Linked DNA regions of Mus musculus: regions 2 and 3 are each linked to region 1. Evidence: chromatin loops called from intact Hi-C (ENCODE). Cell type or tissue: left cerebral cortex. All regions are shown on one strand.

Evidence for each region. Peaks named below come from ENCODE experiments on the same cell type or tissue, not always from the same donor. Only the 100,000 strongest peaks of a DNase experiment are listed, where the experiment ranks them.
Region 2: a loop joins it to region 1, with 2.8 times the contacts of the local background. A loop is called at or near these places in 3 of 42 quality-filtered maps.
Region 3: a loop joins it to region 1, with 7 times the contacts of the local background. A loop is called at or near these places in 3 of 42 quality-filtered maps.

Annotation. Positions count from the first base shown.
Region 1 is chr11:81,149,477-81,157,476 of GRCm38, forward strand. It overlaps Asic2 (acid-sensing (proton-gated) ion channel 2), which reads right to left and starts at 3,427. Exons shown (of 10, transcript NM_007384.3): 1 at 2,282-3,427. The coding sequence starts at 2,989. Gm51910 (a long non-coding RNA gene) reads left to right here. Exons shown (of 3, transcript XR_003949744.1): 3 at 1-2,257. In left cerebral cortex, CTCF peaks have their summits at 2,818 (motif pointing left), 3,564 and 4,276; DNase peaks (open chromatin) are centred at 120, 1,319, 2,755, 3,525 and 2 more places; H3K4me3 peaks cover 4,012 bases; H3K27ac peaks cover 2,257 bases.
Region 2 is chr11:81,361,578-81,369,577 of GRCm38, forward strand. It overlaps a transcript of Asic2 not described here. Among named protein-coding and RNA genes, the nearest start is that of Gm42084, 110 kb to the left of the region's middle. In left cerebral cortex, a CTCF peak has its summit at 3,062 (motif pointing left); DNase peaks (open chromatin) are centred at 1,336 and 1,521.
Region 3 is chr11:81,056,496-81,064,495 of GRCm38, forward strand. The region is part of intron 1 of Asic2 (acid-sensing (proton-gated) ion channel 2); the gene reads right to left. Among named protein-coding and RNA genes, the nearest start is that of Gm51910, 75 kb to the right of the region's middle. In left cerebral cortex, no CTCF peak of the experiment used is centred here; a DNase peak (open chromatin) is centred at 3,269.

The sequences.
Region 1 (8,000 bases):
CAGGGCCACTCCATCAAGGATGGCAAAGGCTCCACCAGAGAGCAGGCAGTTAGAGTTTCTGACGGGGTCTTCTCAGTGTTGAGAAATTTCCCTGAAAGCACTTCTTGAAGTCTTCAGCTAGAAAAACAGCAGCCCAAAGCATGCCTTGTTATAGGGCCTGAAACTCCCAGGACAGGAACAGAATGATAAGCTACCAGAGGTCACTTTGAGTTCCCAGGGCACAACGGGTAGTACTTTTACCCCCTTTCCTCAGCTCCTTATCTCCCATCCCACACAACTCATGCCCATGCCTGTCTTGGTCGTATGTCCTCAGCATGTAGACTCAGGTTAGACTTTATCTATGTAGACCACCTGAGATGGCTCCTATTCCATTCTTCTACCTTCTGGGAGGTGCCAGACTTGTGGGGGAGGAGGCCTGAGTCTTACTCAGGCAGGTTTTTCTGATAGCAGGTAGGCCCAGGATCAGAGAGGAAGGTTCCCCGTGGCTTCCGTGTAATGATTTTGGTGGTATACTAAGTTAGAATTTGAACTTGCTGATGTCAAGGAAGAGAGTGCTCTTTACAGTTCCCTCCTCATTTAAAAATATAAGGATGAAAGCCATTGCTAAGTCAGGTCTGCTGTGATATCGGAAGGCAACCCTGGCCGTCAGAAGGCAATCCAAACTGCTTAGTAAACCAATAATCGACCAACACAAAATTGCATCGAAGAGGTTGTGTGTTGTACAACTTAGAGCTTGTACTTAAATGTAATCTTGAACTTCAGTCTAACTCTAGAGCTTGCTCACCAGTGTTCGGCCAAAATCCAACTGACCACAAGGGTTGCTGCCTGTATTCTTTGGCTTTTATGCACCATGCTTGAGGTTCAGGAGGGAGCTTTGTATAAGTGTATGTTAGCAGCACTCCCTGCTTACAGAGGCAGGGAGTCTCAGATGAGATGGTCGGAAGGCCAGCTGAAACTCTCGCCATTTCCCAGCATGGGATGTGTTAGAGAGGGATAAGTCAGAATTACTCTATACTCAGTCCGACAGCAAAAATCAACAGAGTCAAGACTGAAGCTAAGGGTGGAATCTCAGGCAAGAGATAACCAGAACAGCCAATCAGAGACCTAGAATGACCCGCATCAAGCCAACACCTGTTGCAACCGTGGCAACTCTGCCATCCCAGGAAAAGCTTTGTCAGAGACAAAAATCCGGAAGAGCGATCCTTCTGAGAGTACTACTCACGAATGCACACCAACCTTCTCTGCACTGGTAGAAAAGCCAGAGCCCACCTAAGGGGCGTTTACACAGCAAAGGTTGGACAGGCTTGCACCATGCCGGGTCCTGGCACCAGAGCTCTTCGGAGACAGACTGCACAAGGCAGATACCTTCTGCCTGACATCTGCGTTCTCCAGACCCACAGTGTGCGGGAACCAGTACAGCAAATGGCTCACAAATCTCTAGCACAGCTTCTTTTGGCCCTGGCTGTTTGCATTTCTGAGCCTGCTGGCTGCAACTTTCCCACCTAAGGATATTCCTTCAGTCAGTAAGAGGAGCAAGGTGGGTGGGTGTGCTCATGGAGCGGTGTTTGTTTGTTTTTTTGTTTTTTTGTTTTTGTTTTTGTTTTTGTTTTTTGGTTTGTTTGTTTTGGTTTTTTTTTTGTTTTGTTTTGTTTTTTTTTTTTTTTTTTTTTTTGGTTTTTGTTTTCCAATGAGCAGAAAGTTGCCACTGCCTTAAAAAGGGGCCCACAGCTTTGGTGTTCATTGCTGTCCTTGGGAGTTTTCTCCTAGACTCCGTGCGGAACTCTGAAATAATAAGCTGTTTAGGATCTTAAACAGAGGTCCTAAAACACCTTGTTAGCCCATTTCTTTTGAAGGGTTTTGTATTGGTTCTCCCCAAAGAGAACAAGCCTCCCATTTAAGGCAACTCTAGAGACCAAACAGAGAGCAGTAGCTTTGGGTCCCGTGAACCTCGGGTGTGTGTGTGGGTCACTATTTAGAGAAGGGACCACAGAGAGTAGAAGGAGGAGTTTGAGAGCTGACACCGGAAGGAACTGTACAAGGAGACGCTAACAGCATTAAGATGACTTCCTAGACAGAGCCAAGCCCAAGTTTCCCACCACCTGAAGACTCAGGGGATTCGAGAGTGGCTTCTTCCTGGGCACTGAGGAGAGGTGACACCCAGTCAGGAAGTAGTGACACTCACAGGGGCCTGGTGTCCAGTCCCTGGGGCCCACCTAAGAGCCTCAGGACTCCTGGGAAGCGCGGGGTCAGAAAGGGCGGGTTCGCGCGGAGGGCAACTCACTGAGGAGAAGTTGTGCGGGCCACAGAGCTCGCCCCGGTACTTGCAGGAGAGCAGCATGTCCTCCAGCTGGTGGCCCAGACGGTCCATGAAGGCAGCGCTGATGCCCTCGAAGTGGCGCGGCGGCAGGAAGAGGCGGAAGTCGGCCAGCTTGCGGAACCACTGTCTGCGCGGCTCGTCGCCCCGCAGCAGCTCGCTGACCAGCGGGCGCGCGGTGCGGTTGGGCAGCAGCAGTCCTAGCCAGTGGCCCGCGTAGTAGAGGTCCCCCTTGGAGAGGCGCGGGAAGCGCAGGGGGTTGTTGTTGCACACGGTGACAGCGGGGAACGGCAGCTGGCGGCTCCACTCGCGGTGCACTCGCGTGTGTGACGGGAAACTGAGCCAGTAGAGCAGGCGGTTCGAGGACCAGGACAACAGCAAGCCAAGGGACGTGCAGAAGGCCAGCACCCACAGCGCCCGCCGCTGGAAAGAGCCTCCCGCCGCCGTGCGCCCCGCGCACATGTGCCGCAGCCCGTGCAATTTAGTGCGACTCAGGGACGGCCGCCCCCTGCGGGCGACCCCTGGCCCCTGCAGCTCCCGATCGCCGCTCCGGTCGCCCCCGGGCTGCCTAGCTGCCGCCACCGCCGCGGGCGCCGGCTGCTCGCGGGCCATACGGAAGCGTCCCGGGCCGCTGAGCGCGGTCGCCGGCAGCCGGGCTCCGCCGCTCCGGCTCATTCATTCAGCCCGAGGCTGGCGACAGCGGCGGCGGCCCCGGCCGGGCGGAGCCGCCATGGGAGTCCGCAGCAGCAGTGGGAGCAGCAGCAGCCGCGCGCAGCTTGTGCCAGGGAAGCCTGCTCCCGACAGGAGCTCCGGTGGCGCGGCATGCCCTCCCGGCGTCGCCGCCGCCGCCTCCGCGGGCGCTCGCCCGGGACTGAGTGCCGCCTCGGCCCGCCGCCCCTAGCTCTGGCCTCTCCTAACTACCCCCCACCCCCAGGCTCTGCTGGCCCCGAGTCTTCCAGAAGGACGAGAGTCACTGGGCACTACCTCCGGAGGGGCCCCATTGGGAGCCGCCTCTCCAATCCCTGGGCTCTGTGCCCGCCGACCTATCCTGGTCCTGGACCTCGGGGGACCCTGAGATGAGTCCCCCCTGCACGGACTAACCCCAGTTTTTACGCTGATCCTGAGAGAGAGACCACTGGGCCACCATGCCTGGTTTGGCCAGTCCCGGGGACCCCACTAGTCTGGCCCTTAGCCCAGTGGTGCTGGGACATGCGAGGGAAGGCGCCAAGGAACGAGCGCCCCCAGAGGCACTCCGCGGCTCCAGGCTCGGCGGGTGGGGTGGGTGTGTACTGGGGTGAGTGGTCGCCGAGTGGCGACTTGCACCTTCCCTTTCCTCCAGGACCCTTCTTTCTCACGGCTGCCGGAGCTGCTTTCTGCTGAGACGCTCCCAGGCTTCCCCAAGTCCTGAGTCCCGCGGGGTGTCTACTGTCGTCTGGGGCGGGGGCTTCTCAAGGCGTCCTGCGGAAAGCTGCTCGCTGCTGGGCCCCTCCAAGGTTGCTGGTGCTGGGAAACTATCGCTTTTCCTCTCGGCACGGATCGTCTTTAGAAAAACCCGGCTATGCTGTTCCTTGCCTCTTATTCTCTCTGGGAGACGGGAGCTGGGAACTGCGGAGCCCAAGCAACACCTCCTGAGGCTGATCCGGACTCGCTGCTCATCGAAGCTCGCAGCTCCGGTGGGCCCGTCTCCTCTCAAGACTCCAAGTCCACGATGGCGGTGACAGTGGCGGCGGCTGCTCTCCTCTCTCGGTAGCCCGGCCCTCCTCGGGCCCCGGGCGAACTTGGGCAGCAGCCGCGCGAGGCTGGCGCGGCTGGCGCTGCTGGGCTCTGAGCACCTGCTACTGCGCTCGCTGGCCCCGCGGCTCCGGGCGGGCGGGGCGGCGGCGGCCGAGGCGAGCGCTGTGCGCTCCTGGAGACGCGGTTCTGACGCTCCCGGCTCCTCCTTGCTGCATTTTAATTCCTGGCCACTGTGGCCGCTGCACACCAAGCGGGAAGCCTCTTGTTGAAGTTGCAGGGGATGTTGGGGCGGGGGGGGGGGGTTGGGGGCAGCACAGATGTGGTCGGTTGTACCGGCTTGTGGAAGAGATGGAGAGTAGTAAGAATGCTGTGTTTATGTGCAAGCCGTGTGCAAAGAAATGTGAAGGGATGCCTGGGCGTGTGAAATGGGCTGGAGAGAGATGGGACTGTGCAGCGTGGGCACTTGAGCAAGTGTGAGTGCGGTGTCGTGCAGGGGTGTGTGTAGGATGTGAACTGTTTATATGTGAACCGGCGTTTGTGCCAAGTCTTCAATTCGTGAAGCTGCCTGTGGGTTGATGTGCTGCGGCTGCTGGATGTGTCATAAGTAGACGAGTGCCTGTGATGGGCTGTATGTTCTATGTGTGCACATCCTTGGCTGTGGGTATGAATGAGTATAGTTTCCGATTTGCATGTGTATGAATTTCTTTTAGGAAGGGCTATGTGACCAGTTACTGGGAAAACTTACAGGACTTGTGGCAGGATGGACTCAAGGGGACAGCTCCTCTCTTCTGCCTCTAGAAATTTATCAAGTGCCCCAACCCCTTTCTCTGGAGGTGTTAAGCCAGGCAAAAGTAGCTCTCCCTGGATGTGAAGAGAAGGGAGAGTAAGAAAGGGGATGTCGTCCCAAGTCAAGAGACTCCACAAAGCACCCAAGGCTTTCAATAACTCCTGGACATTTTAAACTTTTGATACTGCCTTTTAAATATTCTGCTTAAACTTTCGGTCGGGGTGGGGGGACTGAATGTGGTTTCTAGATACAACTGGCTCCATTTTCTAAGTGATGTGAGGGAGGCTAAAGCTTGCCCAAAAGGGCACAGTTGGGCAGTGGTTAGCTGGGTTCAAGGCTCAGATCACAAAGCCCTGACAGTTTTTACTGTCTCAGAGGGTCTTGTGGTTTTCAGCCTCTGGATCAGGGCTGGGGTCCTGCTGTTTTGTTTTGTTTGTTTTGTTTGAGACAGGGTTTCTCTGTATAGCCCTGGCTGTCCTGGAACTCACTTTGTAGACCAGGCTGGCCTCTGGGGTCCTGCTCTTATGGCTGCCTTGGCATGCAGGGTTCACAAAAGAACTCTACACATACTTTCTAAACATCACTGAGACAGGCAGCCCTCCGAGTTCCTTACCTTTGGGATAAAAGAATTTCCAGACATTTCTGAGAGTAGATGGAATGGATGAAGGACCCAAAGCACAAGAAGACAGACACCCCAGTTAGTGGAGTATCAGAATTCTGGGACAGGAAACTGGAGGACGAAAGACTTGGGAACAAAGGTGAATTCACAGCTTTTGTGGGATTTAGGAAGATTTGTGAAATGACCAGGAGGTTTCTATGAAGGATGCAGAGGACTAGAGTGGATATTCTATTCCCACTGGCCTGGGGGCTTTCTTTCCATGAAGCAACTCCTTGTATCTAAACACTGGAGAAGATGGTCTCTGAGCCCCTCATCTCCCATTCATACACCACACATATGCACTCAGCACACATGTCCATGTACCCAAGCACACACTATATATACACATGCCCTACCAGGTTCACACAACTGCACAAATACATTTGACACATAATACAAAATTTGACACATTTGAACATACATACAAACATACATGCTGCAATCTTGCATGTGCATTCAATGCATACTGTATATTGTGTGTATATATACACACAGTATATAAATATACACAACCATACAACCATATATTACCCACAATGAATTCATTCACAATCATGTATATATACACACGATGCACACGTATTATGTATATGGATGTCCGTGCTCACTCTCTAGGGCACAGCTACACATACCTGAAGACCTCCACCTCTTCCTCCTCCTCTTTTTCCTCTTCTTCCTCTTCCTCCCCCTTCTTCCTCTCCTCCTCCTTCTTCTGTTTTTCAAGACAGTGTTTTTCTGTGTAGCTTTGGCTGTCCTGAAACTTGCACTGTAGACCAGGCTGGCCTCAAACTCAGAGATCTACTTGCCTCTGCCGCTAGAGTGCTGAGATGAAAGTTGTGTGCCACCACTACCTTGCTCATATTCCTGGAGAAGAAACTGTTGCTGCTGAGCAATGCTGAGATTCAGCTGTGGATTTGGTTTCCCTGAAAGCACCTGTCAGTTGTTGGCTTTGGCAGGAAGTTCTGAAGGTGCCAGTGTACTGTACTCCCAACAAAAACCTCCTATTCTAATAATTCTGGCTTAGACCGAGGATCCCTGCCTGGGAATTCAGGGACCTCTTCTAGCCAAGGTGGTAGCCTAGAGGCCTGGAAGCAGCTACTGTTAAAGGAGCTAAAACAAGCATGTGACATCTCCCAGCATCCTTACTCTGGAGTGGAACTATGCTCTGTTTTGTCAGAAGTCATTCTGGTTGATTCTGCGGTTATAGGCTTTTCTTTCCTGGCTGTATACTTCTTGAGGTATACACATGCCAGTGAGGGCTGATCAATTGTCACCGTTACCCCGTCTTTCCCTGTCCATTCTCCATATGGAGCAGGTACAAGCGAGTAGGGAGATCCTGCTTTGGCCTCCATGGATCTTGGCAAAGAAACAGAGAATGTGACTCCAAGCAAAGACTACTGTCTCTCTGGTGACCACATGTTTCAGCCTGCCCCCTAGGCTGACTGAGATGCCCTGCCCTCTTCAGTCAGCCCAGCAAAATTCTCCTTCCAAATCCCATTGCCTCCTAAGGGATGATTCCCTCGGTTCTTGCTGATGATTGGTCTTTCGCTACGATCCCAATACAATCACGCCTTGTGCTGATGTCACAGTGATAGTTCTAGCCATAGCACAGTGTCCTTGTGTGTGTCCAAGTCTTTCTTGAGGGCTCTGAGCCTTTTGAGGACAGAAATTACATCTCATTCATATTTATGTTCCTGCCTCTCATCTCACTGTCCAGGCACATTGATGACACACAGTAATACAGGAAAAGAGGGGAAAGAAAATGATATGCCTACAAAAATATATTGCATGCCAAGCATAGAATAAGACATATTTTGCTTTATTTCCATCTCTAACCCTTTAGGGAAGGAATTTTGCTGAACTAACAGCTTGGAGCAGAATCAAAGTGAGTTCTAAGTCTTCCCAGTGTCTAGGTTTTCTCTCCTATGTGTTGCCTATTTTTTTGGTTATTTGAGACAGGGTTTCTATGTATAGCTCTGGCTGTTCTGGAACTCACTTTGTAGACCAGGCTGGCCTCGAACTCAGAAATGCACCTGTCTCTGCCTCCCGAGTGCTGGGATTAAAGGCATGCACCACCACTCCTGGCTGTGTTGCCTCTTTAAATAGCATTATAATAGATATCACTGCCACCCCCGCCATTACAATTATTATCTCCACCGTTGTCATTATCATCATCACCATCATTCTTCCTTCCTAATCCATAGGGAAGATTCCAAATGCTTTACACTGAAGTAAGTTTGATAAGTGTTCTAAGTGTTTAATCCATCTAGAAAAATATTCTTTTATTTACTTCAAAGAGACCACAGAAAGCTTAAGTTATTTCCTTGAAGTCATACAGCTAAGAAGAAGAAGAAGAAGAAGAAGAAGAAGAAGAAGAAGAAGAAGAAGGAGGAGGAGGAGGAGGAGGAGGAGGAGGAAGAGGAGGAGGAAGAGGAAGAGGAGGAGGAAGAGGAGGAGGAGAAGGAGGAGGAGGAAGAGGAGGAGGAGGAGAAGAAGTAGGAGGAAGA
Region 2 (8,000 bases), 210 kb after region 1:
GGGGTGGTCAGAGATGATCCAGGATCCAGGGTCCTCGGGGGAAATTACCCAAGAAATTGGATCACTTCACGGAGGCAAACAGCAGTTTTGTGGCTAGCAGATGCCTTGAGCACAGCCTCCTGGTCATAAGCATTCAGGTCGCTGGCCTGTGTTCTGTCACCTTTACTACAGCTGTTGCAACCACTGCCTGCCAGTGTCTCCCTTCTTCTTCCACCTCCACCACTTTCTCCTCCTCCATTACCACTCCATGCCCTCCTTCTCCACCGTCTCTTTCTCTTCTTCTTTTCCTTTCTTTTCTCCCTTTTCTCGTCCTCCTCTCCTCCCACTTCCCTGTTTCCAGATCTTCCATCACTGCCCCTAGAAGCAGTGAGCAGTTCGGGGAGGATAGAAGTCACCAGGACACTTTTCAGAAAGGACATCTGACTGATCTCAGTTCTAACCCTTGCTTAGCCACCAACATGGTCTGTACGTTTGAGAACGCCACAAGCCTTTCCTGCCTCTCAGTTTCTTCCTCGGTTAAGCAGAGTTAATCCCTAAAGACAGGACTCCACACTCCAGGATGAGGATGCACATTGGGACTGAATTTACAGCAGACCCACTTCACTGATCGATGAATTCAAAGAACTTGGGATAAAAAAGATAACATTACAGAGATGCCAGCGACAGCCCCGTGACCTCATCCCTTCTCCTATCTTCATCACCAGAAAAGGGGCAGTTACAGAACTAGGGAGGACGTTTTGTGCAGCCCCTCAGCCTTGGGATAATTTCTGATGTGCTGGGCAACCAAGGAAACCAGAAAAATAATGGTGAGCACTTGCATTAGCTAAGCACTGGGCTCTGCCAGCCATTGCTGCATTTCTAAGATTTCAGAATTGCTTTCTCAAAGCATTCTCATAGCAATAGTCAACACTTTCTGTTCTCCTGGGCATGCTTGTCTGGCACTACCCATGCCTTTTAGCTGGGATCTAAACAGTCCTAACCGAATACCAGGAGGCTGCTTTCCCCTACCTGGACACTGCTGTTGATTCAGCCTTGAACTTTGTTAGTGCTATTTTGAACGCAGGCATTGCTTCCTGCTCCTAGTGACAGCTGGGCTCCTGTCCAGCTCCTCTGCCACTCCCCCTAGATGTTTCCTTATCATTACTGCAAATCAGCTCTCCTCATCCTGTCCTTGTGATTGATTTCTGGGCTCACTGTGTAGAACTTGACATTTATCTCTGCTAAATTTCATCTTGTTGGTTCAGGTCCATTGTTCCTAGCTGTCACGAGAGCTTGAATCTACCATATTAGCCTTCTTCACCAGCTTTGTGTGGGGGCCTGGAGGCGGAGGGTGGAGTTAGCGATGCCAGAGCAGGGGTGGGTGGGTGTTGCTGCCATCAGGTTCTGTTTGGGGAGGATGAGATATAGAGGAAGTGACTGACCAAGGGCTGTTAATACGGCATATTTAATAGATGCTGACAGTTTGGACAGTCATTTTGATGTGGAGGTAGGGCATAACTGCAGTGAGCCTACATAGGTATAATCTGAGATTTGTGTGGGTTCAGGCATCAAGAATAGATCCCAGCCATAGGCTGAGAAGGAGCCAGCTCTCCAAAGAAAGTAACCAGTTCTCTAAAGGAGGAATGTAGTGGGGGTCTCGGAGACTTCTAACAAAGATTCCTCCCTCCTTCCTCTGTCTCACCCAATAAGGTACCAAGACATTCTGGTTCCATCAACCATCTTGCAGTGCAATTTTCCATACCTTTGTAGGTGTTTTCTCCAACTTAAGCTGACAGATCCCCTTGCACACGTAATCCAGTTTCATATGATATTCAGGTCTGTTCACATTCTAATCTGCCTATATCCTACTTAAACCCTTCATGTTCATTGTTGTTCATACAAATTATATATCTCTCTGTGTATTACAAAGATAGCCCCAGGGATCTGGCTTCTGCTTCCTCCACTTCCTTCTTGGATAAGGGCTGAAGCTCCATCCATGCAGATCACTCAGCTTTCCAATACCCTGATGTCTCTGTGCAGGGATGTACACTCTGTTCTCCCTCATCTGTAAGCTCTTGTTACTTTGAATGGCCAAGCCCAGGGTAAGAAAAGAACTCTTGGAGAACAATGTCTAGATCTACAACTGCTCTAATCCTGAGGCTAGTGGCCATGATAGCCAATGGTTTGTTAGCTTGCGCTTCTCTTTTAGATTGAATATTTGTTTGCCCCTTCACTAGACTTCTAGCATCTTAGAAAAGGCACTCCCCCGTCCCACTTATCTCTTTATGAAATAAGTGCTAAAAAAGTTCTTGATGAAATGGAAATAAACATGAGGTCTGGAGTCGATCTAGAGTATCAGATCTACAGATACAGGGTACAGAAGAGGCTGGACAAAGAACTAAGTCAGTAGTAGATGTATGTGTAAGAGAGAGAGAGACAGAGAGACAGAGAGAGACAGAGAGACACAGAGAGAGACAGAGAGACACAGAGAGACACAGAGAGACAGAGAGAGAAACAGAAACTCCTCCTAAAAACCTGTCTCAGACATCAATCAATCAATCAATACATATGAATCCAATCCTCTTAGTCGACACTAATTATGTATGTGCATACACAAAATCTAGTTGTGTCATATACAAACACAACTAATTGAGCTATATAGAAAAAATTAGGCTTTGGGGCTAATTTACCAGGTTTGTCCCTGCCATTTGATAGTCACCTGCTCATTGATTTCTCCAGCCTTCAATTTTCTCAGGTGTAAAATGGAGATATTGATCTTCATCTCTGAGATAATGTAGATATAGGAAAAACACCTCACCCATTGCCTCCCACACAGCAGATACTCAATAACTAATACGAGCTTGGTTATGGTCACCATTTACAGAGGAAACGCATGCTCAGAACACCATCTGAGAAGAGGATGGGCTTCTTGGAGAAAGTCCTATCATCATTAGGAAGATAGCTCAGTGGTTAAAGGTGTTTATTGGTCTTGCAGAGGGCCCAGGTTCAGTCTCCAGCACATCAGGTGGCTAACAGCCACCTGTAATTATGGTTCTGCGGAAATCCAGTGCCCTCTGCTGGCCTCTGTGGGTAGTACACTCATGTGCATAAACACTTAGACCCAAACACACATACATGCAAAAAGTAAAATAAAATAAAAATAAACTATCTAAGAGTTTTAGCAAGTGAAAGTTGGAGACCACTTAATGGCCAGATGATTGAGTACATGTCCTGTCATCTTCACTGAGACTAAGAGACTTGGGACTCTTCTCCTCGGGAGACTGGAGTCACTGCATCTCCATCCTTATCACAGTGCCTGTACTAGTCCGTCAAACTGGCTGCTTTAGCCACGCTGCTTCTGGACAGGTGGGTAGGATATCCACTTAGCCCCCTTTAGCTGCTCTGTGAGTGTCTGCACTGCATTGCAAGTGAGGCTCCACGAATCCCGTGCTGAGACAGAGGTGGGCAGCTTACCCTTATCACCACTCTGGGGCTCTCCACGCCAGGGAAGGGACCACTCTCTTCTCTTGGGTTTGCACCTCCAAGGTGGATATTTTCCTATTTAACTGAGTTGCAACTTCTTTCGACTTGGAGGTTTTCCTCCTTTTGTGCTAGGTGGTTCAACAAACATTTCTATCATGAACACAGGTAATAAATATTTTAAATTCATGGTCTCTTTCAGATACTATGTGTCTCTTTTTCTTCCTTTTGTAGTTTTGAAAATAAATATAAAAGCCTTTTTTTTGTAGTCCAAGATTATACAAAAGCAAACCATGGTCTAGACAGGTCCCCAACAAGAAAAACATCATTTGATGACCATTCTTAGCAGAATTTATTGAATTAACACTCTTAGAAATAGACTCATCCCCACCCTCCTCCCTAAGGCCCTCTTTTTCTCCTTCATCCCTCTGCTTTCCACTGCTGCCTATCCTGCCTTCCTCCATCTTCTCTTCCTCCTTTCTCTTCTTTCCCCTCCTCCTTCTTCATGTTCTTCCCTCCCTTTCTCTCTTCCTCCACCCTTCCCCCTTTCTCCTTCATTTGCAGAGCAGTTTTGAATCTTGTGTGCTGGTGCATGGTGGCCCAGGGATGGAAAGACAAGTGAAGGAAGAGTCCTTTCTGGCAAGGAGCCCCTAGGGTCTGTGATGGTCATGATACCATAGCAGATGACAAAGTACACTAACAGGACTGTGACCTGCTTGACAATGTGTGGCAGGAGTGTGGTGTGACAGCATCTCAGGGCTGACAGTGGCAACCAGGTTCTGGAAGCCTGGACAAGGGAGAAAAGAATGTTTGCCTGCCATTGGGGTACAGTCTGAGGAGGTAGTCTGGAAAATGGACTTCAAGCAAAACATTACATAGGCATGAATGCCAAGCAGGAGAGACCGCCAAGCAAAGGGGAATGGTGAGAAGGGCTCTTGAGAAGTTATAGGATGTTCAGAGCCCTCCTAGTGTGGGTGGAGGGGATGAGAGGAAGATGAGAAAACAGTCTATCTCTATAGTTCATTGATATCTCTGCTCCCACACTAGTAGGGAAGTCTTTGGGTCTGCCTTTTGAAGCTCCCAAGCTTTCCTTTCTAGTTGGTCACATTAGCAGTAGGAATGTTGGGAGGAACATACAAGATAGTGAATGTCTGCTGCTGAGCTCAATGCCCAACTCAGAGAAAGAGTTCCATAAAAGCCAACTGATTCCACCAAGAGAGTAGAGAAAGCTCATATGGAAGAAGGGCGGTAAGGGTGGCTGGCGCTGTGTCATTTTGGACTTCAAGCACAAAGGCCTTGTAAAGGTTTTAAATGAGAGCATCATATTTTATTTGTCACGGGTTCAAAACCTTCTTCTAACTTGGACTCTGGTAGTATCCATCTAAGGGGCAGGTTGCATGATGCCCATTGCACAGAGAAGTAAGGGATGCCTAGAGACTACGAACAACTTCTTCCCTAAGGTCAACAGGTTCATAAGCATCAGGACCCACACCTTGGTCTCTAGGACTCCAGTCTCAGAATCCTTCCCTCCCGTGCACTTTACTAACCTACCAACAGACAGGCATGCCAGTCTAGCCCCAGGTCCAATTAGCAGACAAATCAGAACTGGCTGATGGGCTCTGTGCCTGCTGCAGACATGTTTATCATTCATCAGAGAGGGTAAGTGCCTTGGCAGGCTGCAGAGTCAGCCCCCCACAGAGAGAAGAGTTAAGGTGATGCTCCCTGGGGGCTGATTCTGGGGACTGTGCAACACAGATTGTCAGAGATGTGCTTACGGACAGAGGATTTTAGCAACTCACCAAAAGCTGGATATAGCCCTCACCCTGGGAGCTCTCCACAAGCTAAAAGAACTGGGGAGGACAAGGCTGGCCTGGGCGTGGCAGCACGGGACCTGCCCAGCCTTGTCATCCTGTAAGGGAAATGCATATCCCGTTTTATTTCCTAGGTTTCATGCTCCTTCCATATAAAAGAAGGAGTCTGGGGACGTTTAAAGAAATAGCAGGTATTCTTGCAGCCAGGTTATGGGAAAGTTCGCGTCCTTTCTCTTCAAATGGGCATCTCACGGTGGTAAAGTTACAGAACTGTAAAGAGAACAATAGCCAGGGAGTCCTCGCCTGGACTCTGTCCCTAACATTCCATGTGTCCTCAGGTTGTTAGCTGTACCTCTGAACTTTGAGGGTTTTGTTTGTTTATTTGTTTGTTGTTTTTTTCCCCCATGTTGGGTTGGCTATAGCAGGGGTCCCTTATTGAAGAGCCACAGACAGAAATTGACTGGTAGAAATTTGTGTCCCTGACAGACTTGTTTTACTTTCTTTTTAAGATCTCTCTCTCCCCACCCCTCTCTCTGCATGTGTGTGTGTGTGTGTGTGTGTGTGTGTGTGTGTGTGTGTGTGTGTGTGTGTGCAAATGCCACAGACACCAGAAAAAATGTACCAGATCCTCCTCCAAAGCTGGAGCTACAGGTGATTGTGAGCTGCAGGTGCTGGAAACCAAACTCAGACCTCTTGTAAGAATGACAAGCACTCTTAGCCTCTTAGCTACTGAGCCATCTTCTATGGCTCCCAAGACTTATTTTTCTAATTGGTTTCTACTTCTTTTAAAGAGAGCAATATTCAACAGCTGGAAGATTTCATGTACAGTTCTGGATCCCCAAAAGTGCTTGAAAAAGGAATAGGCTTAGTGACTGTAAGCATCCATCCACCTAGAACCTGGTTGGAACCTGGTAGGTAGGCAGCTAGTGCCCACACTGCCATGGTCACAGAGCACGCTCCACCCATCCATACCACCTCCTCCTGGAAGCATCTGGGTGGGGTGTAATACCTACAGAAGACCTTAGCATGCATTCTCTGTCTTTGAACATCTATGTATTACTCTATTCACCTCAGTCTGTCCCAAGGATCATAGACTTCACTGTGGGCCATGAGCTATGAACTTCAACATCTGGAAGTGTAAGCATTCTGCATTGCCTTAAATTGTCTTGCCCAGGATTTTGAGTCAATGACAAGGATCTGACTGGCATAGAAAGCTGCATTATGCTACTGGAGCCCAGGCCTAAGTTTCAAGCTGCCCGGGGCTGCCTTCATTTTCTGAGTTTGTCCTTCAAATATCCCACCACCTTTTCTATCAGCTCTTTAGGGTTTAACCCGCTGGGACAGCTCCATGCACTCACTGACTGACATTCTGAGAGGGTAACTGTCATAAATAGAGTCTCGTTGACAGCTGTCAGTGCCAACAGGCAGCCTCAGCCCCTAATGTACAGGTTGGAAACCCAGGCCCCAGGAAGAGAAAGTGACTTTGAGATAAATGTGGTGAATTTAGTTTCAGAACTGAATGCCCTGTAGTCCGGTCTAGCGCTCTGTGTGTGTGACCAAACTGACTTCTCAGTCAGGTCTACAAAGGCATAGGCTACATCTCATAGACACGGGGGTTTAGCTAGGCTTGGCAACAAGACTGTGGAGGTGTACGGAAGTAAAGGTGCTGGCATGGAGGGCGCCGAGAATGAATGCAGAGGACTCATTCTTTTCTATGGCATTAATTTTAGATTTCATTTTCATTAAGTCGCATCCCCTGTGCTGTTGCTAATTTAATTTATAGTTCTTTATCTAATTTCTGCAGCTGAGTATGGAGTGCAATTGTCTTCAGCTTTTTCCCCAAGATAGGAAAAGCATGGAAGGCTAGTGAGCATCCTCCAAGCACAGCATTAGCTGCCCCCCAGCCCCCCCCCCCCCGCAGGCTCCCATTTTTCTGGGTAATAGGCGAACTCTTTTTGTATTTCTTTGAATGGAGGATTATTTAGGAAAAGCCTTTCTTAATTCCAAAGTAGTTAAGATTTACATTTTCCCAACTTATTTCCAAGACGAAGTAACTATCAATATTGCTGCCTGGGAGACAGGATGAAGAAGCTCAAAGAAGAAGATGAGCATCAACAGAACAACTTCTGGGACCCAGGAGATGGCTGCACGGGTAAGGTGCCTGACCTGCAAGCCCAAGAGCCTGAGCTCTATTCGCTGAACCTGCATAAGAAGCAGGGCACAGTGGTGCATGCTTTTAATCCTGTGCCGAAAGGTGGGAGCAAGAGGGTCCTAAGCTGTCAACTAGATGAGTCAGTGCCATCCAGATGCTAGCAACAGCCTTGTCTCAAAAACAAAAGTGGACACAAACACAAAGGTGAAAGTTGATTGAAACAACACTCAAGGGTCACCTTTGACTTGAGTATACACTGCACACTCGAGAACAAGCACACTCAAACACAATAAGTAAGATAGAGAAATGCTAACCCCAGCTAAACTGGGCATTTTCATCCTCTTTCCATAGCTTTGGAGCTGTAGGATGATGAGGAAGTTGGTGAGCAGAGCCCCAGGGTATTTTCTACTGAGCATGCATTCTGCTTGCTACGATCTGAGTCCCTTCCTTATGAGACTATCTGAAACCAGTGCTCTCCTCTCCAGGAGAGATGGGGCCAGGCATGACCAATGCCCTGGCCAGATCCCTTTTCAGGCAATGCCTTAGGGCCCAGAACAAATGTAGGAGGAAACTAACCT
Region 3 (8,000 bases), 93 kb before region 1:
AGACATGCCTTCCCAGAACCCAAGTTCTGATCACAGACCACATTCCACATCACTGGGTTTTCTGATTTGAATCTTCACTGTCTTCTATAAGCTTATGCTTTGAGTACTTATTCCTCAACTGATGGCACAACTTTGGGAGGCTGTGGAACTTGAAGAGGCAGAGTCTAACTGGAGGAGACACATCCTTAGAGGCATGTCTTTGAAGGTTATGGCTGCCCCTGTTTCCTTCTCTGCCTTCCACTCCAGCACCATGTGAACAGCCTCTGCCCCACAGTCTTGCTGCCCTGAGCGGGGATGTTCCACTGTGCCTCCCCTGCTAGGATGGACTGAAATCATGAGCCAAAATAAAAGACCCTTTCTCCTCTGAATTGTTTCTGTTACGTATTTTGTTAGAGCGACACAAAAGCGGCTCATACACTGCGGCTCTGGATCTTTGTCCAAAGACCCCAAGTCAGCCTCCAGGATCACGATGGTAGACTTCCATCTTCTGTAAAGGAGAAAGACCACGGCATTGGCATATGAAGCCCCTTTCTCAAAGAGTGGCCAATCGTATTGGGGTGCTGGAGGTTGGATGTGTGAACTGGGGAGCTCACATGTATGTCGAAGAAGCCTCACAGAACTTGGCTGAGTAACCATAGCCAGGAACCATACCCTTCCTGGTTTCCAGTTTTGAAATGTAAATTAATTAATTAATTAATTAATTAAAAATAAATTAAAAAATCTCAAGTTACAGCCAGGTACTGAAGTGCTTGTAAAGGTGTATTGGCCAACTGGAACGACAGACATTTTATTTAAAAATCTGTTGGCTGTTTTCAGAACATGGAAACATTTATACATGTATTATATAAGCTTCTACGTACACCTTTGCCCCCGGCCCACAGGTCGTAAGGCATGGTAGGCCCTGATAAAAGTGCTTAACCATTTGATTCAGGGTTTCCTCATTTGTAAGGTTAGAGATAATGTCAGAACTAAGTTTACACAGCTCTTGAGCGGGCCACAGAGCTGACACATACACACTGGCCTTATGCCCAGTGTGTAGTGAGCATTCAGTAAAAGCTTCAGGTATTATAACTTGTCCATCATCCAGACATGAGATTGTTCTGTGTTCAGTGGGTACTCCAGTGAAATGGCTTGACTTTGTCAGTTGTCACGACACTTGGCACATGGTCACTGAACTAGGTGGCTTGACCGCAACATGAATTGGCATCTTGTCACCTTCAACTGCCAGTATCAGCCTATGTGGTGCTCCAGCCTGGGGGGACCCTTTCTATATTCTCCTGGGAGATCTGTACCCTAGGGACATAGGACCATCACCTGCATGGCTACAGTCAATCAACGAGATGCATGTACCAAGCTGTTTACAGATCACTGTGACCCAGGCCTCCTTAAATGTCACTAGCTCTGCTGGGGCAAGATGTGTGGGAAGCTGACACACATAACCCCTGTCTTGAGAGTAAATAAATAAGTTTTATGCAGGCTTAGGCATCATGCTATGAAGTGTCTTGCTTGGAAACTTGGCTCTTGATAACAAGCCAGTGGGAAGGCCAACTCTCTCAATTTAACTTCACTATCATTAAATAGCCTTCCGTGGTTCTTGATACGCTTATTTTATTTTTCTGGCCCCATGCCAGTTAAAAGTAGGCTAAATGATAACTCTGTTAACGAACACTTCAGCTAATTTTGTGGCAGAGACTGCAGGGGAGGGAGCAGGTGGGACCGTCCTCACACTGTGGGCTCATAACCATTTCGAGCATCAAACATTTATTAAGGGCCAGTAATAAAAGCCCCCATGATAGTGTAATGGCTCATTCTAAATGCTTCCTGCTAATAAAATGAGCATTGATTCAAAAGGCAGTATTTAAATTCGATCCACAGCATGTCAAGGAAAGGCCAAGTGTGGCTGGAGTGTGAGAAGCGTTTAGCCTATTCATTTAACCATCCAAGGTCTGGCAAATTGTGTGACAGGAAATGCTTCACTGGGGAGGCACTTACAGACCCAGCTTCAATGCCTAGCTCCCTGCGTTAGGTCTTGCTAACGCTGAACTTGGGGTACAACTCTCTGAGCCTGTTGCACTGGTTCCTTAAAATACAGATATTGTAGTGGTTGGCTTTAGTTGTCAACTTGATACAGTCTAGAATCACCTAGGGAGATGGTCTCAATCAGGGATTGTCTATATTGGGTTGGCTTATGGGCCGGTCTGCAGAGAATTGTCTTAATGAAGTTAACTGAGGTGGAAAGACCCACCGGTGGGTGGGTCTTAATGCAGGCAGCACCTTGTCATGGGCTGGGCTCTGAGCTGTTAAAGAGAGGAAAAGCTAGCTCAGCATAAGCAGGCAGGTGTGAGAGCATGCGCCCATCTCTCTCTGTTCTTGACTGTGGTTGTGATGTGGCCTGCTATCCCATGCTCCTGCTGTTGTGACCCACCCTGACCCCCCAGTAATGGACCGTAACCTAGAATTGTAAGCTGAAATAGTGCCCTCTTTTCCCCTAGATTGTTTTTGGCCAGTGTATTGTATCCCACAACAAACACTAACTAGGACCACTGGTCATACCTCTCCCATTAAGTGGCTTGCAGAGTTAAAGCAATATGGAATCCACATGCTTAAGATTCCTTACTACCTCCTATGACCCCAAATGTGGCTTCACTCTTGACAAATACTTGATTAGCTTCAGGGAAGTGACTGTGCCATGGACAAATGAAGGACTCAAAACCTATAGGCTCCTGATGATTGTTGAAGCTGTTTGGCATAGGAGCGCCTTGATCCCACCTCCAACTCGGAAACGCCTCTCATGGTCCAGCCAGTGAGTCTGACGATGGCGTTTACACATTTACACATGTACAGTCTTTCAGTTGTACTTGGGACAAAGCCAAATCCCACATGATTATATCCAAGGCCTGTCTCTTACTACCATGCACCCCTCCCCCTCTCACAGACCTTGTGGGCCAGCTGTATACTCTGTTCTGTCTCCTCCCCTCACACACTTCATCCCCTCTTCCTGAGCAACGCTCTCCACCCTGAGGGGTGGCTGAAGGACCCTCTTCAGAGAGCCCTGAGCTTCCCTCTACCAGCCACGGCCATGTGTCCCTGCAGCCCTCTCTCTTGGAGCTGGAGATGCACCTCATTTCTGTGTGTCTAGGCACGGACTCCACATGTTTCTCTGAGTGGGTCGACTCGGCTCTCACTCCTAGAGGCTCTTGTCCTGTCCTAGAGATTTAAAAAGAACCTATCTGCTGAGAACTCACAAGTAAATCTGGCTTGGTCCACCTCCTCAATCTGATCGTGCCGACACTCAGCTGCCCACTTGCATATCCACTCGGATGTCCATGCCTGTCCTAAACTGGGCTCTTCACAGTTCTTCCCAAACAGTCTCCTCCTCCGCCCTTCCCATCTTAGCAGATGGGAACTTTATTTTTCTGCTTCTCAGACCAAGAGGTCTTGTCGTCACCCTCCTCACTTTCTTTAACCTGAATATCCCCATGGCTGTAATTCTGTTAGCTCTGGTTCCAGACACACTCAGCATCTGACTCTTCCCATCACCTCATTCTTGCCTAGATTAGCATCTAAGGGAGACCTCCTTGTCTGCTTCCACCCTCCTGGTCTGTAATAGCAGCTGTTAAAAGGACTGGGATTAAACCTTATATTTTTAGATGAGTTGCACAGGCACAATGCCTATCTAAGGGTAACATCTAAGAACATACAACCCAGTATTGTGTCCACAGTGACACTGCAAGAGGATGCTGTTTCTCTGCTCAAGACTCTCCACTTACTTCCCAGCCCATGCACAGGAAGGCCAAGTTTCCGGAGTGATAAGACCCTGTATGATCTGGTTTCATCTGCCTGCCAAGTTCATTTCCACTGTTTGTTAGACATCCCAGGTGAGCTCCCACCTCAGGTCCTCTGCTGTCCTGTCCGCTGGGAACACTCCTTCCCTCCTGCCACATGGCTCTTTCTTTTTGTAGGGACTTTTTCTAGCCTCATCTTAATTCTTAACTTCTCAATACATATCACTCTCCCCTGACTTATTGATCATTGTCCTACATAATTCATAATTTATTTATCGCATCTATCTTCTGTCATTTCCAAGCTGTGAGGGTGTTGACTTGGGGATCTCTGTCTATCCATCTACATCAGCATACGATACACAGTGTCCCTTAATCAAAGTATTCCCAATGAATAAATGAATAACATCTTCAAGGAAGACATTAACCCCAGGAGCTCAGTTGGAACCAGTAGTCTCCAGTGTTGGGTACGAAACAGTCTTCCTCCACATCATTAGTAATCGTACAGTGGTAGAGATCTTTACATTTTGATGAAGAATTCAAGTTATATTTCCTTATATTGGCACAAATTTTTTATATTGATTCAGGTTTAAGGTTTTCATTGGTATAAATCTTTGTATGTTGATGCAAAATATAAGATTAACTTTGCTACTCTTAGGTAGGCATTGTGTCTATGCAACTCATTTAAACATACAAGGTTTGATATCAGTCCTTTTAATAGTTGCTGTTACAAGCTGTTTAGTATAATTAAATAATGCAAGTTAATAGTCAGTCAATCAAACTCATAGTCAAGTTAGATATTAGTCTGGATTATCACAAATACACATCCTGAATAGTATAGTATAGATAGCTGGAGACAGGCATTCTTTGCTTGTTCAGGTATGCTATGAGTAGATAGATGGACTTCCAACATGTCAGAGATCCCCAGAATATGACATTTAAAAATCATTTCATTATTAAAAGATCTTTTGACTATGAGCTAGTTCTGCTCCTAACTGCTCCCATTTTACTTCAAAGATGATGAGCATCAGCACCTCCCTGACTGAGGAAAAAGCAAGTGTCCATCATTGGTTTCTCTTACTCCAGGCATAGCCATGTCCCTCAAGGGTGGGCAATATATTCTGCCTTTATTGTGGTGACTTCCCTATCCCTTGGACATCCAGAGCAGACCTAGAACTGAACTCCCACAGGTACAGGCTGAGTACTCTAGGGTCAGATCTTAGCCCAGACAGTTTGCTATCCTTTTCTCAGATGTGTGGGGACAGGCAACACTCTGGCTTAATTTCCTTAGGATCCAAGATCTAAATGAGGTCAGGGTTACTCACTTACTTACTTCAGCCTTAAGAGAGCCACACCCCTCTCTTAAGGGGATGTGTGGGAGAGCCTCACAGGGAAGCGTTTAGCACATACCTTGCCTCGAGTCAACCTAGTGCTTAGTTAACATTAGACTTGTGAGCCCTATCTCTGTATTCTAAAGGGTAAAACAGAGGTTTCCTTCTCTCTGAGGCTTGGTTTTGTTCTAAAGTCTTCCTAATGTCTGCTTTTCCAACTCTGAAACCATCAAAATCCTGTAAGAGACCCAGCTTGTTGCTTTTCTGCTTAGGCTTTACCTGAGTCTCCTGGCTTCAGCTCTGCCCACTGTGATTTTATTAGCTGTGGGTTCAGCCCTGGTCAGGCTGCTCAGTCAATAAAGGCCAGCCTGGTAGTATCTGTAGGAGCTCTCCGTGCCATCTGGGAAGTGTGCAAAGACCACCCTGGCCACTCTGGGGGTCAGGAGAGTTTACCTGCTGTCAACTCCTATTGTGTCCATTGTCCATCATCCATTCATCCTCCTGTTGACTAGACCCCAGTCTCTTCTCCCTGGTTGTGCACCAAGTCTTCAAGTGATGGAGACTCCATTTGGACCCACAGTTATTACCAATCAACAGATTGCTTGCTTACTTGGTTTAGAGACAAGCACATGCTCCAAGACAGGCCAATTACAGCTCATTTTTAGTGTGTGTGTGTGTGTGTGTGTGTGTGTGTGTGTGTGCGCGCGTGCGCGCGCGTACTGTTGGAGAATAAGCTTTCCTTCCTATTGGATATGCAGCAGCAAGAATACCCAGCTGGGAAGTTCTAGCAGCCACAGAGATGAGATGGTGACTCAGTTGAAACCAGATGGCAAGACAGCAGCCTTACCCAGGTGAGAGCATTTGATCCTGGACTGAGCCAAGCCTGGACACTAAATGGCTTACTGGGACAAACTGTGTAGCTATGTGGTCTGATCAGGTCTTTAGGTTACTTACGTGAGTATGACACGTTTTTCTCACTAGTAGTCTGAAGGCACAGAGCCTTAGCCACTAACTCCTCACTACAGAAATCCATCTGCTCTGATCCCTTCTCTCTAGGACAGTGGTTCGCAACCTTCCTAATGATGTGACCCTTTAGCACAGTCCCTCGTGTAGTGGTGACTCATAACCACAAAATTATTTCCTTGACACTTCATAGCTAATTTTCCTACTGCTGTCAATCATGTTATGCGGGATATTTGATATTCAATTCTTATAAAAGGGTTCTTTGATGTCACAAATGGGGTGTGACCCACAGGTTGAGAACCCTGCTCTAGGGCCTGCTCTAGGGCCTGCTGTTTCCTTAGTTAGGTGGTAGTACTTAATCTTCATTTAAGTAGTAGTTATCAATTCGTTTCCAGCATGGAAAATAAGCTTGGTTCCAGGGAGCAGACGATCTGACCTTGACTGTTCAGTCTTCAAAGCCTGCCCCCAGGTGTCACTGGCATCACCCTATCCTGGGAGCAGAAAAACTAGCAAGCTCCTGACCTGAGCTCTACAGAAATCCCAATAACCAGGATTCTCGACTCCCCATGTGGGGAGCAGTGGTTCTGAAGGACGCTCTTTGGGAAATAGTTGGGGTCGGGAGAAAATGTTTCTACATTTATAAAGTTAACAATGTCTTGTACATTTTGTTCCTATTTTCGAGAAGGTTTATTTATTCGAGGTGCTAATGATCACTTCCACAAAGAGAAATGTTCTGCCTATCGGAATTTAGTGTTTTCAAATGTCCCTGATGATGGAGCAGGTTTCTTTTGTCTGTTTTTGGCTGAGGTTGTAATAACTTGAATGTTGGGAAACCCTTAGCTAGAATCCATATCATCTTCTAGTCCTGGCAGCGTGCACACCCAACCTTTGCTTGATGGAGACCTGCTTCTGTTCTGGTTTTGTCTGGATTGTTTCACTCTGGCCCCCTTTACCACCAGAGTTCCCTGTGTGCCTCAGGGCTGAGGACATGCAGCTGTGCTGTTTCTTGGCACACAGTTCCCCAGTGATGGTATCAGGAGACAATTAGGTTGGGTTGACAGCATCCATCCTTCTTGGGGCCTTGTGGACTCCCTGACATCCTGCTCTGGGACCACAGCAGGGACTGGACAGTAAGAGTATCTCTAGCTCCATAGAAAATAGTGATGGATGTTTCATGCTTAGGGTCAGCACAGGAAAAGATTCTGGGGGATAAAGCCTGTAATGAAACCCACCAGGACCATAAAAAGTACAGTATGGCCAGGGAGTAGGGACTCTGGGACTCTCAGGCAAGGTGACTTTGGGGATCTTTGATTTAATATTTACTCTCAGAACAGCAGCATCGTACTTCTTGGGAAACAGAAACACTTATGAAGTTTCGCTTGCTAAATCCTTGACTCGTTGCAGGAGGAGGTATAAGGAGTCTTTGGTTCAAGGTTGGAGGAAGGGGAGTGACCCTTTTTTGACTACCTACTGTGTGCCAGGTCCTGAGCTGTTCTGTGCCTAGTATCCTTCTTAGTTTCCACACAATCCAGGGAGGTAACTGGTATGCACTTCAATAGGGAGGAAGCCAAGAGCAGGAGCATGGGCAGCCTTCCCTTGGACAGAGACACTGGGATCTGAGCCAAGGTCTTCCAGCACCTTGACCCTGCCTGGGCAGGGACTTCACAGAGCGCAGTCTCAGGCCAGGTTGGCTCTGCCTCTTAAGTCACATTGGGCAAGCACTGTCTTTTTCCTTTCTATCCCCTAATAATCTCTCTGCTTGGGTCCAACGCAACACAGAACAGAATTCCTAGGCTTTAATTTCTTTGACACAGAGATGGGATCTGGGGGAAAGAAAACAGCTAGATGCAGGGTGGAGTTCCTGGGCTAACTGCATACCCCCAGCATGGTCAGTCTCTTGCAAACTGACCCTAAAGGACTTCGT